Linked DNA regions of Homo sapiens: region 2 is linked to region 1. Evidence: read pairs that join two places in POLR2A ChIA-PET (ENCODE). Cell type or tissue: GM12878. All regions are shown on one strand.

Region 1 (2,500 bases):
TAAATCTGAACCAACCAGACTTCCTCTGGGGTTATCCATGTAGGAAAGCAGAGGCAGGAGACTGTGTTGCTCTAAGGAAGGAGCCAGAAATCATGCTTTGGTTGTTTTCCAGCTCCCATGAGGTATGCCTCTATGTTCTGAGGCAATGAAATGTAGCCATCAGACAGAAAGAAGGGCGTGGGAATCAGCAGGGCTCAGTTCAAATCCCTCCTCTGGCTGTTGTGTAATGATTATTTATTTATTTATTTATTTATGTATTTATTTATTTATTTTTGTAGAGACAGAGTTTCATTCTGTTCCCCAGACTGGAGTGCAATGGTGCAATCATAGTTCACTGCAACCTCAAACTCCTGGATTCAAGCAATCTTCCTACCTCAGCCTCCCAAGTAGCTGGGACTACAGGCACACACCACCTCACCCAGCTAATGTTTTATTTTTTATTATAGAGATGGCATCTTGCTATGTTGCCCAGGCTGGTCTGGAACTCCACCCCTCAAGTCATCCTCCTGCCTGGGATTCCCAAAGTGCTGGAATTACAGAAGTGAGCCACTGCATCTGGCCAATATTTTGTAAAGTTGAGCAGATTCCTTTATCTCTCTGTACCTCCCTACCTCAAAGGGTTGTTGTGGGAAGGAAATGAGCTTTTCTTAAGTGACCTGGCATGCAGTAGATGCTACATATGATAATTAATACAGTAAATGAGTGACTGTACATGGTCTTTGCTCAGTAACTTTAATTTCATGAGATTTCTATGTGTCTTTATGAAACAATTAAATATATTCAATTTTTTTTTTTTCAAAAGACAGGGTCTGGCTCTGTCACCCAGGCTGGAGTGCAGTGGCACAATTATCATAGCTCACTGCAGCCTTCGGCTCCTGGGCTTAAGCGATCTTCCCTTCTCAGCCCCCTTAAATAGCTGGGACTACAGGCATGCACCACCATGCTTAGTTAATCTCTTTTTTAAAAAATTTGGCAATGTGTGACCAGGTGCAGTGGCTCACGCCTATAATCCCAGCACTTTGGGAGGCCAAGGTGGGCAGATCACTTGAGATCAGGAGTTCGAGACCAGCCTGGGCAACATGGTGAAACCCTGCCTCTACTAAAAATACAAAAATTAGCCAGGCATGGTGGCACAGGCCTGTGGTCCCAGCTACTCAAGAGGCTGAGTTAGGAGAATCGCTTGATCTGGGAGATGGAGGTTGCAGTGAGCCAAGATCACACCACTGCACTCCAGGCTGGGTGACAGAGCAAGACTCCTTCTCAAAAAAAAAAAAAAAAAAAGGAGTAAACTACCACTCTGCTTTCTGTTTCTACGGATGTGTCTGTTCTGAACATTTTACATAAATGGAATCATACGAGATGGGGCCTTTTGTGTCTCATTTCTTTCACTGAACATAATGTTTTAGGGTTCATTTGCATTGTAGCATGCAATTGTAACAGTATTAAAACACCACAGCATGCGTCTGAGCTTTATTCCTGTTTATGGCTGAACGATTTTCCATTTTATGAATATGCGTCATCTTTTCATGGACATGAGGGTTGTGCCCCACCTGTTGGCCTTCGTGAACAATGCTGCAATGAAAATGCTTGTAGCATTTGGAACCTATCAGTGGTTTCCAGGGGCTGGGGTGAGGGGAGAATGGGGAGTGACTGCTAATAGATACGGTGTTTCCTTTTGGGCTAATAAAAAATTATTACCTTTGTCTGGAACTAGGCAAAGGTGGTGTTAGTGCAACAGCATAAATGTTCTTGATGCCACTGAATTGTATACTTTTAAGTGTTTATGTGGAAATCCAGTAATAAAAGGCAAATGCAGTGGGCTTTCTCAAAAATAAAATAAAATAAAAATAAAGAAATAAAATAAAATAAAAATAAAGAAAAGAAAATAAATAAATAAATAGGTAAATTTCAGGTTGTATGTATGTTATTACAATAAAAAGATCATTTTAGAAAGGGTAGTTCACTTCCCTTTAAGTGGGCTCAGGTCCTCAGTCAAGCCCTGGCAGATTTATAGTGAGAGATGAAGGAAGAACCAGCTCCTTTGGTGAGCAGAGGCTGCATTCTCCAAACATCGTTGGTCTCCAGAGTTTCTTGGTCTCTCTTCCTGGAATCACTCTCGTTTTGCCCCACTTCTGGGTCAGTACTTGCCCGTAGCTCCACAGAATAGTGGCCCCCACAGCACCACCATGTCCCGCCACTCTGAGATCTTAGAGGAGTAAATGACTTGGAAACAAGAACCTCCAAGAAGAGGCCAAATGGGCGAGATTGGTGCCCTGGGGTGGTGCTCACAAACCCTCTGTGGCTCCCCAGTGCCTAAGGCAGGGTTTCTCAACCTTGGGACTGTTGATATTTAGGGCCAGGTCATTCTTTCTGTGGGGAGCTGTTCTGTGTCTCATAACATGTTTAGTAGCATCCCTGGTCTCTGTCAACTCAATGCCAGCAGCCATTGCTCAGTCATGACAACCAAAAAATGTCTCCAGAAAACACCCATGTCTCCATG
Region 2 (2,500 bases), 1.4 Mb after region 1:
GAATGGAACCTAGGCAGTGCCTCTGATTGTCATGCAAGCTCAGGTGTGGCACAAGCCAGCCTGGGAGGCAAACCATGGGCCTCAGGCCAGAACTTGAGCCACATGCATTCAACTCTGTGTTTCCAGATGTTCCGTGTGCATGCTGGTTCTCACTAGCAATGGTTGGCCAGATCCAGCCCTCCACCTGGTTTTGCTAATAAAGTTTTATTGGCACATGGCCATACCCATTCATTTACATACCACTTAAGACTGCTTTGGAGCCATAGCAGCTAAGCAGAGCAGTTGCAACAGAGAACATCAGGCCCCAAAGCCAAAAATAATGACTCCTTCATCCCTTCCAGAAAAGAATTTGCCCATCCCTAGACTCTGGAACATGACACTGACTACCCTTATGTAACTCCCAGCCTGTGAGTCTCAAGCCTGTGACTCTAAACCTTGATCAGGTGCCTCCCTCTGGTCTTTGCCCCAGCCTGGATGTTTTCTCTGTGCTGTATTTCTCTTGCATTTTTACATCTCAAGAGCAGGATCACTTGCAGCTTGTTTAACAATAGGAAAGTACCTAATCACGGCAGGGATTTTTAGCCCCTCACCCGATGGGAAGCTGCTGTGGCATTTCAAACAGGCACCGGGGACATTCTGAGCCCACATGGGTCCAGGGCACCACGTGATATTGCTGCATATCACCCAAGACCCGAGCAGCACTGGTGTCCCCAGAGGCTCCATGCAGAGCCAAAGGCACCAGGCAGGGGCTGCATTCTGTGTGGCTCCATTTCCTTGACACCCAAGAAATGCAAAACGAGGGGGACACATTCTAGATCTTGTCTGTAGCTGAATACATCTGTCAGAGCTGAGACCTGAATATGTGGGGAAAAAAGCCAATTTATTCCATATAGATTAGACCTTAAGAGCTTCTTTTTTTTCTTTTTTTTTTTTTTTTTGAGATAGCGTCTCACTGTTGCGCAGGCTGGAGTGTAGTGGCACAATCTCAGCTCACTGCAACCTCTGCCTCCTGGGTTCAAGTGATTTTCATGCCTCAGCCTCCTGAGTAGCTGGGATTACAGGTGTGCGCCACTAGGCCTGGCTAATTTTTTTTGCATTTTTATTTATTTATTTATTTATTTTTATTTTTGAGACAGTTTCGCTCCTGTTGCCCAGGCTGGAGTGCAATGGCAGGATCTCGGCTCACTGCAACTTCCGCCTCCAGGGTTCAAGCAATTCTCCTGCCTCAGCCTCCTGAGCAGCTGGGATTACAGGCATGTGCCACCACGCCCGGCTACTTTTGTATTTTTAGTAGAGACAGGGTTTCACCATGCTGGTCAGGCTGGTCTTGAACTCCTGACCTCAGGTGATCCACCCGCCTCGGCCTCCCAAAATGCTGGGATTACAGGCGTGAGCCACGGTGCCCAGATTTTTTTTTTTTTTCCTTTTGCATCTTTAGTAGAGACGGGCAATCCACCCGCCTCGGCTCCCAGAGTACTGGGATGACAGGCGTGAGCCACCACGTCCGGCCACAAAAGAGCTTTGATGCACACGGTGACAGCCACATGGTGCACCCGGAAGAACAAGGGGCCTGAAGTTAGTTAGACCCTCCTTGCTGGTTCTACCACAGTCGCACGCCCCACCCCCTCCCCGAGCCCAGGTTCCTCACTCAGCAGCAATTTTGGTTGCTCTGAGGAGCGTATGGAAAGGCTTCAGCGGCCGTTCCAGAGGCTACTGGGTCTGTTAACGCCTCAGTGTGCAGGCACATCCTCCAGGACAGGGTGAAATATGGGTGTTGGATGAGTCGAGTGTTGACAGAGACCACCTTGGCTGGTTGCAGTGGCTCACGCATGTAATCCCAACACTTACGGAGGCCAGGGCAGAAGGATTGCTTGAGCCCAGGAGTTAGAGTCCAGCCTTGGCAACATAGTGAGACCCCGTCTCCACAATAAAATTAAAAATTAAGGCCAGGCACGGTGGCTCACGCCTGTAATCCCAGCACTTTGGGAGGCCAAGGCAGGCAGATCGCTTGAGGCCATGAGTTCGAGACCAGCCTGGCCAACATGGCAAAACCCCGTTTCTACTAAAAATACAAAAATTAGCCAGGCATGGTGGTGCGTGCCTGTAATCCCAGCTACTCAGAAGGCTGAGGCTGGAGAATCGCTTGAACCCAGGAGGGAGAGGTTGCAGTGAGCCAAGACTGTGTCACTGTACTTCAGCCTGGGCGATAGAACAAGACTCCACCTCAAAAATATATGTATATATTAAAAATTAACCAGGTGTGGTGTTGTGCGCCATAGCCCCAGCTACACAGGAGGCTGAGGCAGGAAGATTGCTTGAGCCCAGGAAGTGGAGTTTGCAGTGAGCCAAGATTGCGCTAGTGCACTTCAGCCTGGATAACAGAGTGAGACCCTGTGTCAAAAAAAAAAAAAAAAAAAGTACAAAGGGCCATCTTGGCCAGACACAGTGGCTTATGCCTGTAATCCCAGGACTTTGGGAGGTCAAGGCAGGCAGATCACCT

What was found. Peaks named below come from ENCODE experiments on the same cell type or tissue, not always from the same donor. Only the 100,000 strongest peaks of a DNase experiment are listed, where the experiment ranks them.
Region 2: POLR2A ChIA-PET joins it to region 1 with 5 read pairs; 1 of 35 experiments calls an interaction of 5 or more read pairs at or near these places.

What each region holds. Positions count from the first base shown.
Region 1 is chr19:15,809,032-15,811,531 of GRCh38, forward strand. The region is part of intron 2 of OR10H1 (olfactory receptor family 10 subfamily H member 1); the gene reads right to left. Among named protein-coding and RNA genes, the nearest start is that of OR10H1, 5.4 kb to the right of the region's middle. In GM12878, a CTCF peak has its summit at 1,555; a DNase peak (open chromatin) is centred at 1,489.
Region 2 is chr19:17,159,590-17,162,089 of GRCh38, forward strand. All of the region lies in intron 8 of MYO9B (myosin IXB), which reads left to right. Among named protein-coding and RNA genes, the nearest start is that of USE1, 55 kb to the right of the region's middle. RefSeq lists enhancers at 1-409, 410-1,227, 1,228-2,043. In GM12878, no CTCF peak of the experiment used is centred here; no DNase peak of the experiment used is centred here; H3K27ac peaks cover 339 bases.